Regions from separate parts of the Homo sapiens genome. Here region 1 is linked to region 2. A link is a contact called in ENCODE Hi-C data. All regions are on one chromosome and are shown on one strand. Each heading gives the region's core, a stretch centred on a gene start or an enhancer-like site at or near the end of the contact. The rest is flanking DNA. Distances are from core to core; before and after follow the strand shown. Region 1 has its middle 70 kb from the start of STT3B. Region 2 holds the start of GPD1L (glycerol-3-phosphate dehydrogenase 1 like).

What was found. A loop is a pair of places that touch in the nucleus more often than their neighbours do. Pooled maps may share reads with other maps.
Region 1: a map of CD8-positive, alpha-beta T cell shows a loop between it and region 2 (2.0-fold over the local background). The contact joins the enhancer-like site here to the promoter of GPD1L in region 2. A Hi-C loop is called at or near these places in 2 of 168 maps with a recorded cell type or tissue (CD8-positive, alpha-beta T cell and naive thymus-derived CD4-positive, alpha-beta T cell) and 4 of 50 pooled maps.

Annotation. Positions count from the first base shown.
Region 1 is chr3:31,459,722-31,465,834 of GRCh38, forward strand. No RefSeq gene overlaps it. Among named protein-coding and RNA genes, the nearest start is that of STT3B, 70 kb to the right of the region's middle. Within about 2 kb of position 2,615, at least 4 of the 41 ENCODE cell types and tissues checked have a DNase peak (open chromatin) inside an H3K27ac peak, as active enhancers do; they include CD8-positive, alpha-beta T cell, where a contact is called at or near this core.
Region 2 is chr3:32,102,695-32,108,459 of GRCh38, forward strand. It overlaps GPD1L (glycerol-3-phosphate dehydrogenase 1 like), which reads left to right and starts at 3,926. Exons shown (of 8, transcript NM_015141.4): 1 at 3,926-4,064. The coding sequence starts at 4,018. RefSeq lists silencers at 3,659-4,068, 4,189-4,328.

The DNA.
Region 1 (6,113 bases), core at 1,365-3,864, 640 kb before region 2:
TATATTAAATCTCTGACTTGACCACTATGTATAATCAATGCACGTAAAAAAAACTGCACTTGTACCCCATAAATTTATACAAATAATTTTTAAAAAGTATAGATTCAAGGTCATAAATGTGGCAGTTACCAAGCTGGCATTTGGTTGGATTCCTATGACGCACTCCTCTGTTTCACAACTGCCTTTGGGACAGAAATGTCAATGAGGGCTCCAAGACAGGAGTGTGAAAATTCTTAAGCTTTACTGAGAATAATCTTTAGCATTTGTTACACATATTAATCCCAGGTCCTCACCCCAGATCTTTTGATTCAGAAGCTCTGAGAGTGGTGGGTGATGAACAAGCTTTACAGGTGATTCAGACGCATACCAATGCTGAACTGCACTGCAGTGGTGATTTTGGAGCTCTAGGCACAGTATGGCATGCACACTGGCTCATTGGTGGTGAGATATCCTAAGCCCAGTATTTGTGGAGAGCTGATCCCCATACGTCCAGATTCACCTGACTGCCTGCTCACACTGCTCAGTAGGCATATCTTGAGCTCATATCTTCTCACGCCTACTCTGTTTTTCTGGTGATCTGTCTGTTTTCTGCCCTCTGTGTGAACCACTGATGTCCCAAATCAGTAGTTTGGGACACATGTGTCAAATGCTCTACAAAAATACCTGTTCAATGAATAAAAGGAACTAAAGCCTAAAGTGATTTAGTTAAAAATAGTAAAGGGTCAAGAAAATTTGGATTAATACTTATTTATTTGCCAAATAATTTTCATTTTCAATAGCCACACAGAAGCTGCTTTTTTCACTAGATGTGGGATTATAATCAATCCCAACACCCTCTGCCTTCACTGCATTTAATATATATTAGAAACAGTGGGTGTGGTAGACTGAATAATCGCCCCCACCAAAGCTGTCACCCTAGTCTGTTCAGACTGCCATAACAAAATACCATGGAATCGGTACCTTATAGACAACAGAAATTTATTTCTAACAGTGCTGGAGACTGGCAAGTTTCAAGTCAAGGTGCCTGCAGATTCAGTGACTGGTGAGGGCTCGCTTCCTGGTTTTTAGATGCCTGTCTTTTCACTGTGTCCTCACGTGGCAGAAAGGCAAAGGTGCTCTCTGGGATCACTTTTATAAGGGCACTAACCCCATGTATGAGGGATCCACCCTCATGACCCAATCATCTTCCAAAAACCCCGCTCCCTAATACCATCACATTGGAGATCAGATTTCAACACAAACATTCTGTCTATAGCAGACATCCATGTTCTAATCTTTGGAACTTGTGAATATGTTACCTTACATTATCAAAAAGACTGTAGATGTGACTAAGTTAAGAGTCTTGAGAAGGAGAATTTTGCCTGGATTATCCAGGTTGGCCCAGTGTAGTCACAGGGATCCTTTCAAAAGGGAGGCAGGAGGATCAGAGTCAGAGAGAGAAGATGTAAGGATGGAAGCAGAGATCAGAGAAGAGAGAAAAGCTATGCCACTGGCTTTCAGTCTAGAAGAAGGACCCTTTAACTGAGGAATACAGAGTGCTGCTAGATATTAGGAAAAGCAAAGAAAGGAATTCTCCCTTATGGCCTCCATAAGGAACACAAGCCTGCTGACATCTTGTCTGTAGATCATTGGTACCCACCCAGAACAGTAAGATAATAAATTTACATTGTTTTTAAGCCAAATTCATAATAGTTTGTTATAGCAGCAATTGAAAATTAATAGTGTGGGGTTTTAAATTATCTTTCTCATGACATAGCTTAAAATTCTCTGAGCAAACAGGAACCTTTGGGAGACCCAAGGGAGAATAATTTGCAAGGAGTCTGAGACACATTGACACTGATTTTTCTTATTTCTTGAAAGCAGATGGGATTAACCAACTATGACTTTGATTCTTAACAAATGCCAAAGTCTCTGGGCCCATTCCAGGAGATGAGCTGTATTTTGCAATCAAGCAGGAGAATCTACAAGTCTCCTGTAAAACTCACTTGTGTTAAAAAGCATGCTTGCTTGCTTCTGGGATATGTATAGATTTCTGTTTAGAGGAAAGCGTATCCATCTGCATTCGAAAGAAGATAGAAAGAAGCATGGCTCCTTAGTTTCTGCCCTACATGAGACAATGAAAGGGCTAAATAACCCATAAGAATTCCTGGGTATTCATAAAGGGATACTTTTTAGACTGTAGGCAATGCCTTTTGCTGTCTCATTCACTGTTCTGTCTCTTGCCCTTTCCTTCTCTCCTGCTCATCTACCCCAATAAGGTTTTCCTGCACCAATTCTGAAGCTTTGGGAGACTTTAGATGATTTTTACCATCAGGAAAAGGATGGAAACTTTGAGGTGAAGTGCCACATTGCGTCTGTCGTCTTTCAGCCCTACACTTCCCCTTTTATGCCGTTTTCTCACCAGCAGGGCAGAAAGCCTGCAAGCTACATTTGTCAGACCTACTTTCCACCTAGCTTCCTGTCAGATGCTACCAATGGGAGGCTCTGGCAGGAGTTTGGAAGGTGAAAGTAAGGAAGAAATATTTTTTCCTGTAGACACAGTTGTGCTTCTTACAGACGATGCAGTAACAAATGAGGCAAGAGTCTCAGCAGCAACAGCAGTGGTAGCCATGGACAAATGTGGCTTCTGGATTTCTGCCAACTTTGTTCTAACAACACCACATTGTGTACTCTGAGCAACACCTTTTTCTCTTTGCTCTTTTGAACCTAGAGGTGTTATCTGTTTCCTGCAGCTACTGATCTTTGAAAAATCTTACCTTCCCCTTTTTCTCCTCTGGCTCTTCTAACACCTTTACAACCAACTGCCTATTTAAAAACCTAGAGTAGCTTCTGTTTCCTGATCAGATGCAGACTGCTAAGATTGCATCTTTCGCCTACTTTAACAAGGGACAAAAGGCAAGTGAAACCCTTTTCCCATCTTTACTACCTGGGTTTTGGGAACTGCCATTTCATTAGGATCAACGGAATCAGAGCAGGGCCTTCCCAGAAAGGGGAGGTGGCTTGAGTTTGGCAGACCCGTGGCAAACTGGATTGGAAGCCAATGTTCTTCCTTAGATACTCATGGTCTAGGTTAGTTTCTCTGGACATACTCCCTGAGATGAGGATTCAGGAGTTAGTGACTTATTACCAGTGTGCTATTAAGAGAGGCCTTTAAAAGAATGAGGTAAGCCAGGCAGGATGAAGCCAAGCAGGGGAGAGATGCAGGTAAGGTCTCACAGAGGGTAGCTCCAGGCTGATCCCCAGGGGAGCTTTGGAGTATAAGCTATGCCTTAGAGCTTTCCTGATCACATGGTCAGTCATTGTCTACAAGCTGCCTTAAGGACACATAAACTTCCAGGCAATTTTGACTGGTTCCAGTAGTCTGAGAACAGGCCTCTGAAAAAGAGTCCCAGGTACAGGTCTTTGGAAACAGAAATACACTGAAGCTGGGAAGAACTGCACAGAAAAGGTAAAAGGAACCCAAGGGCTTCTGGCCAGGGCACTGACAAGGTCTTCTATATCCCTGTTTCTCACCACAGTGAAGTCACATTAATTCAAAGCTCACTCTCTCTTACTTCATTCATTCAAGATGAACCACTACTCTCAGGCACAGTGCCCTGGGGGTAGAGTGGTGAGCCCAATGTATGGTTACCAGCCTCTCATATCTGGCAACAAGGCAGAGAATGCAGACCACTGAATAGAGTATTATACTATTATGGGAAAAGCTCTGCAGTGGGGGGTGCAGGGCAGTCCACAATGCCTCAGGAACATCTAGCTGAAGCATCTTAATCAGCTGGAGTTTGTCCTGGCAGTTTCTACAGGCAGAAGGAAACTTCCAAGAAGACGAATATTATAAACTGTTTTAGTAGGGAGGATCTCACAACTCTAGACCTGCCCAAGTACTAGGGCTGAGACTTATTTTCCTACATGGTTCCTCTAAGTATCACGGAGCCCAGCTTCCGTTTTGAGCATCGTATTAATAGAATAGTATAACAATTGCAGTTTTAGTCAGGGAAGCAGAGCCACTGGGATGTTACAAGGAAATGCTATGGTTTGAATGTCCGCACAAACTCATGTTGAAACTTAATTGCCAATGTAGTGGTGTTGGGAGGTGGGACCTTTAAGAGGTGATTAAGTCATAAGGGCCCCACTCTCATGGATGGATTAATGCTGTTATTGTGGGAGTGGGTTAGTTATCACAGATGTTTAGCTCCTCCTTTCCTCTCTGTCTCATGGGCTCCCTTCCACTTTCTACCTTTCAGCCATGGGATAATACAGCAAGAAGGCCTACACCAGAAGCCAACATCACACTTTTGGACTTCTCAGCCCCAGAACTGTGAGCCAAAATAAATAACTTTTCTTTATAAATTACCCAGTCTGTGGTACTCTGTTAGGGGAGCAGAAAACAGACTAAGACAGAAATGTATTAGAGGAATTAGACCTCACAACTGTGGAAGTTGCTGGAAGAGAAAGTCCCAGAAAGAGTTGGAGGGTCAGAGAAAAAGTTACCAACCAGCCTTCTTGAAGCACTGACACCAATAGCCAAGTTAGAGTTTGCAGAGGGGTCTCCAGCCACTGAAGCAGATCTTGGGAGGGGAGCTCGTAGAGAAGCCTATGAGCAGCTCTTCCCCTGTGGAGCTACCACATTGTGGGTCCACTGCCAGGCATCTGGAAGTGGACCTGGAGCCAGAAATGAATCTGTTGGTCAGAAGAACCAGCAGGTGGGAAGATGAGCTATGGTCACTGCTTCACTTCTGCCTCCCAAGCTTTATACAAGTTCTTCTTTTGGCCAACTCTATCCTAGAACCATAGAGGGAAGGGGATTCTGGGAAACTAATTCCCAGCTTAAACAATTTGATAATACAACAATCCAGCACATTTTGTTCTGGCTTTTAAATAAATCTCTGCAAAGTCCATGGTTAGAAGTGGGCCTCCTTTTGCCAGAAAATCCACAGCCACTGACGATGAAAGGCCCACGAGCACCAGGAAAAACTGTTGACACAGCTCCTCTGTGTGGGCCTCCACGATGTGTTTAATCAAATGTCAGCAGACAGTCTGTAGGTGGAGGATAAATATCCATGCACAGACTGGCTCTGGCCCTGGAAGGTGCTAGGCTGACTCCACACCTCTCCACATCACCACCCTGTTCCTGTCCTCTCATCTTAGCACCCTTATCCCCAGCTTCCTTGATCCTTTGATGTCAATTCTCAAGTGTTTATTTGGAAAACGAAAAATACTTCTCACTGGTGATTTTTATTTTCTTTGCATATAGATGTAGAGGCAGTGTGGTATTGCAGTTAAGAGCATGGTCTCCTAAAGTCACATTTTCTGTATTCAAGTCTTAGGCTCACCACTTATCAGCTGTGTGACCTTGTCCAAGTTATGCCTCAATTTTCTCATTTGCGTTAATAAAACAGGGATAGTGTTAGTACCTATCTCATACAGTTGTCGAGAGGATTAAAGGAATTGATATGTGTCAAGCACTTAGAAATGAGCCTCTTTAGGTACTTTCATTTTCCTCATTTTCCATGACTAGCTAGGGGAAGGGATCAGAAATCAGAGAAAAGAAAAGAACAAAGGTTAAATCTGTCTTTATAACCTAGAACTGGTCTAATAAGGTAACCATGTACCTATTTACATATCTAGACACATATACCTATTTACATATCTAAATTTAGATTAGTTAGAATCAAATAAAATTAAATATTTGGTTACTCAGTCACATTAGCCACATGTGGCTAGTGGCTACCATATCGGAGAGCTCAGATAAAGATTTCCAATATCACACAGAAAACTTTATTATACAATGTTGGTCTAGATTTTCAAGAGGACTGTTTAACCTGCTGACTATCCAAGCTGTTTTTGAAGACTTGAATTAATGTATATGAATAACATATTAATTAAACTTCAATGATTGGAAATAATGTTTATTTAATGATTATATATTTTTCTTATCTATTCTACTAAGGCATTACCCAGTAGGATTTATTGATGCTTTGGAACAAATTACCATTAGTCAAGTGAAGGAAACAATAAAAATGCACAATGATATTTTCAAAACATTCTTATTATTGTCACAATTTCAGAATGGCCTTCCCCAAGCTTGTGAGATTTTATCATGCATGGACTCTACT
Region 2 (5,765 bases), core at 2,676-5,175:
TTAAAAAAAAGAAAAAAAAACAAAAAACTTTTAGGTGGCTAGGCGTGGTGGCTCTTGCCTATAATCCCAGCACTTTGAGAGGCCAAGGCAGGAAGATTGCCTGAGACCTGGAGTTCAAGATCAGCCTGAGCAACGTAGCAAGACCCTGTTTCTACCAAAAAAAAACCTTTTTTAAAATAAACTAAAAACTTTTAGGCAACTGCTAAAAATGAATCATTTGGTGTAAAGGGACCTTTACAAAATCATTTAAGAGCAGGGACCTCTCTTAAAGGCCTGTGGATCTCCCAAGCATGGAAATAACAGAAAATCTTGAGTTCCTTCAAGGGAAATTCCAGGCACCTTCCCAGCCTTTAGAAGTAAATGAGCAAATTAATAAGCAAGAAGGTAATAGTAGCTTAAAACAATAGCCAAGGCCGGGCACAGTGGCTCACGCCTGTAATCCCAGCACTCTGGGAGGCTGAGGCAGGCAGATCACTTGAGCTCAGGAGTTCGAGACCAGCCTGGGCAACATGGCAAAATCCCGTCTCTACAAAAAATACAAAAATTAGCATTGTGACATGTACCTGTAGTCCCAACTACTTGAGAGGCTGAGGGAGAGGATCACTTGAGCTGGGAGGCAGAGGTTGCAGTGAGCTGAGATTGTGCCACTGCACTCCAGCCTGGATGACAGAGCAAGACTCTACCTCAAAATAAAAAAAAAAAATCAAAAATAAAAAGCCAAGGAAGTTAGAGTCAGAAGATGGTCCCTATAGAAACTAATGATGCATCTTAACTATGTCCCTGAGTTGTTTTTTAAAAACCCAGACCCTCACGAAATGTATCCACTGGCATATAGACCTCAGATAAGGAGGAACTGAGGATTGAACTCTGACCACTGTTCTTCAACGTCTTTCAGAGGGGCCTGAAAGTCATGTCTGCAAATCAGAACTAACATTCTTTTTTTTTCTTTTATTTTTTCTTTTTGGAGACAGTGTATCACTCTGTTGCCCAGGCTGGAGTGCAGTGGCACAATCATGGCTCACTGCAACCTCCACCTTCCAGGCCCAAGCAATCCTCCCACCTCAGTCTCCCAAGTAGCTAGAACCACAGGTCTGTGCCAGCATGGTCAGCTAATTTTTAAATTATTTTTGTAGAGATGGGGTCTCCCTATACTGCCCAGGCTGAGAACTAACGTTCTTTTCTACTGACCCCAAATTTTTAGACAAAGCTTTGTCTAAAGTTCCTTAACCAATTGCAAAAAAGAAAATCTCTGATTCACCTATGACCTGTGGGTCCCCCTCCCCCACTTTGAGATGTCCTGCTTTTTTAGGTCAAACCAATGTGTAGCTCCATGTATTGATTTATGACTTTGCCTGTAACCTCTGCCCCACGCACCTTTATTTTACTTTTTATTTTTGAGACAGGGTCTTGCTCTTTCATTCAGGCTGGAGTGCAGTGGCACAATTACAGTTCACTGCAACCTCGACCTCCTAGGCTCAAGTAATCCCCTCATCTCAGCCTATTCCGACTAGCTGGGACACCCAGCTAATTTTAATTTTTTGTAGAGACACGGTATGTGTTATCCAGCCTGGTCTTGAACTCCTGAGCTCAAGCAATCTTCCCACCCCGGCCTCCCAAAGTGTTGAGATTACAGGTGTGAGCCACCGCGCCTGGCCCCCAGCTGCCTTTAAAAACCCTTACTTGCCAGCCATCAAGGAGGAGCTACCTGATTCTCCTTGCTTGGTACCCTACAGATAAACACCCTTCTTTCTCCCTCTGCAAACCTTGGTGTGGGTATTTGGCCTTACTGTGTCAGGTGAAGGGACCCTAGTTCAGTTAGATAACATAAATATTTGCAGTGTATGTGTACTACCCAAGGACATGACTTCATTATTCAATTTGACAAATGCGTTCTGTTACACAAATACAGAAAGGATTAATAAAGCTTTACTAGTCCATCTTTCCCATTATCCCTGCATGTATCCTTGCATTAGTGCAAATAATTGAGAACAAACCATTGGTGAGGGGATGGAAAGACTGCTCTGACTCACCAGCTCCCTTTAAGTATTTCCTTAAGTAAATATCATAAGTAACACAAATAAATATTTCATACAATGTAGAGAAAAAAGCAAAAATAACAGTTCTCTGAGCATCAAACTAATAGGCTTAGTATTACTATCATTTTTTTGAAACGGAGTGTCGCTCTTGTCGCCCAGGCAAGATCTCGGCTCACTGCAACCTCCGCCTCCCAGGTTCAAGAGATTCTCCTGTCTCAGCCTCCTGAGTAGCTGGGATTACAGGCATCTGCCACCATGCCTGGCTAATTTTTTGTATTTTCAGTAGAGACGGGGTTTTGCCAAGTTGGGCAGACTAGTCTCCATCTCCTGACCTCAGGTGAACTGCCTGCCTCGACCTCCTGAAGTGCTGGGGTTATAGGCGTGAGCCACGGCACCCGGCCTAGGCTTAGTTTTTTGTAGGTACTAGAGTATTTGTTTCTTTAGCCAGAATCCACTGATATTTTAGTCTTCTGGTTCTCAATCTTGGCTTGCTTTTGCAACTACCTCTTGAACTTTAAAAAATTCTGCTCCAGCCTGGGCAACAGAAGGAGACTGTCTCAAAAAATATATGTCAATAAGTAAATATCCTGATGCCTGGATCCCACCATGGGACATTCTGATGTAACTGGCCTGCAATGGTGTCTGGGCATGGGGATTTTTAAAAGCCCCAGTGACTAATATGCAGCAGAGTTTGAGAACCACTGGTTTAAAGGACTTTGTCCTACTCTGACAGCGTCTAGCACAGTGCCTGGCAGAGACTGATGCTCAGAATGAACAAACTAAGATTCTATTTGTCAAGGAGGAGAGCATTGTGTTACTCACAAATGCAAACAAACCACAAGCAAGGGATAAGTCAGGCCCTGGGCAAAGACAATGGTAAAGCAATTCCTGCCAAGTAAGCGTGTGAGGGTGACACCCACTGAATGCAAGCTGTTGTTACCTTTTTCCCTTTATTTTTATGTATTTATTTTTTGTTGAGACAGGGTCTCACTGTCCTTCAGTCTGGAGTGCAGTGGCCCTATCCTGGCTCACTGAAGCCTCGACCTCCTGGGCACATGCAATTCTCCCGCCTCAGCCTCCTGAGTAGCTAGGACTATAGGTGCGTGCCACCATGCTTGGCTAATTTTTTAAATTTTTGTACAGAGGGGTGGGGGGTCCTAATTATGTTGCTCAGGCTGGTCTCGAACTCCTGGGCTCAAGTGATCTTCCTGACTCGGCCTCCAAAAGTGCTGGGATTACAGGTGTGAGCCACTGCACCAGGTCAAGTTTCTATCTTGACTCTAACTAGAAAAGGTGTCATCCTTGAAATGCAGGTACTGTTCAGCCAAATTCCAAAGTCCTCTGAAGATCCAAGTTCTCTAAGAAGTTCAGAGGTGCCAGGCTGTGTCTTGTTTGTGCAAATGAAACAGAGGATGACAAGGTCGGGTGGGCATTTCGAGCTCTGCCCCAAGTCTGGTCGGCTTGAGAGTCAACCTAGGAGCCTCTCTCGGCTCCAAATGGCAATGTGGCAGCCCTTCCCGAGTAGGGAAAAAGGAGCGTGTAGGGGGCACCACGGCAAGCTGGTTGGGTCTGCTCCACCCATGAGGATGGAGTGCAGCCTCCACCGGGAACCAGGGGCGCGAGTCGCTGCTCAGTGGCCTGGGCCTGCATGTGGCGCGGCGGGAGCTGCTGCCTAGGGCCGCGCAGCGACGGGGGGTGAGGACTACATGTCCCGACGTGCCTCGGGCAGGGCGGGGCGGTGCCGGAGCCGGGCCTGGAGGCCGGCCGGGGCCAGGCGTGCGCAGTGGTTCTTGGGAGTGGCGAAGCGGGTCCTGCCCCGCTGTCAGCTGCGGCCCCCGGCGCCGGGCGGGGGTGGCCGCGACCATTGGCGGAGAGGCGAAAGGGGCGGGGCCGCCGCCAGCCGCTGCGGGCAAGGCTGAACAGGCGGAGGTGGGCAGCCGGCCAGGGAAGCACGGTCCAGGCGGCTACATTCGGCCCGGCCATGGCAGCGGCGCCCCTGAAAGTGTGCATCGTGGGCTCGGGGAACTGGTGAGCGGCGGCGGGCTGGAGGCCGGGGCTCCGCTTCCAGGAAGCGCCTCTCCCGGGCGGTGAGGGCTGCGCGCCCCATGCTGCGGCGTGGGCACCGGGCACTGCGCGCAGGGAGGCGGGGTGGGCGACCTCGTTGCTGGGCTGGGCACCGTGCGCCCGAGGAGGCCGCACCGGGGCACTCGCTCGGGAGGCGCTGGGCTCGCGTGCGTGCGGGGGACAGCGCGGAGAGAGGGCACCCCGAGCACGCGGGCACCTGTCTGCGCCCCCGTTACTGAGCGCACAGAAGCCACCTGCTTGCCACGCCTGGGTGTTTTGCACAATATCCTAAGGGCGTATTCCGTTCTCCACGGCGGATCTCCTGGGTCAAGGACTTGGTGGAGGCTCGAGCATTCTTACTGCAGTTTCGGTGTTGAGGAAACCGAGGCGGAGAGGGCTAAAGGGCTCTTGCTGCCCAGGTCACGGGCGGGGCATGCTCTGCCCTTCAAGGTGCCCGTCTCGCCCCCGCTTCTGATAGGTCCACTATCTTAGGCGCGTCGTATCAGGAAGAAAATCCAAGTTTCAACAGGCCGCTCTCCCTGAGGCGTTGAGAATTCTCCCTTGCCGAGATGTTTGCGAAGCTTTGCGTCTCTTTGGGGCCTTATTTGACTTTAACATTTTATAGAGCACATTAGAAATGTCAGTTCTTCTAGTACCCTTAATCAAACGTACACTGTGGGATTCTCTGGTGTGTTTGGGTGAATGTAGAGGTGGGGGTGTGAAGGGGGAAGGAAGCAAAGTGTAGCATCTGGTGTTTCCAAGCCTTTTTTCATTGCTGTACACTCTGCCACATTGGAGGGACTGGTGTACAATAGTTAAGAGTGATGATGTCCTTTCAGTGCTTCTGTTTACCGGTTTTTCTGTGGCGTGACAGGCATCAGAAGTGCTGCAGCAGCTGGTCCTAGGTAGTTGGTCTTAGTTTTACTCTTTCAAGACTTGGCCCAGAAAGTACTTATTGAAGGAAACCTTACCTGGTTCTTCACTTTTCCATCCCAGCAAGGCCAGTGGCCTCTCTCTGTGTCCCTATTGCTGGCCTGCATCACTGCATTATAAGGAGTTATTTGATTATCTGTCTCCCAACTTTTGAGAATGGCATCTACCCTAGTGCCTGGCATATGCTAAGTCAATACTAAGACTCTGTTGCAGTGGTGCGATCTTGGCTCACTGCAACCTCCACCTCCTGGATTCAAGCGATTCTTGTGCCTCATCCACTTGAGTAGCTGGGATTACAGGTGTGAGCCACCGCTCCCTGCCTAAAAACTAATTTTTAAAACCATAATGATATTTGATTGAATAATACATTCACATTGTTTAACAACCAGGGCTGGGCGCAGTAGCTTATGCCTGTAATCCCAGCACTTTGGGAGGCTGAGGTGGGCCCAGGAGTTTGAGACTAGCCTGGGCAACACGGCAAAACCCCGCCTCTACAAAAAATAAAATATTAGTCGGGCATGGTGGCTCACGCTTGTAATCCCAGCACTTTGGGAGGCTGAGGCAGGGGGATCACGAGGTCAGGAGATTGAGACCACGGTGAAACCCCGTCTCTACTGAAAATACAAAAAATTAGCCAGGTGTGGTGGCAGGCGCCTGTAGTCCCGGCTACTTGGGATGCTAAGGCAGCAGAATCGCCTGAGCCTGGGAGGCAGAGGTTGCAGTGAGCCAAAA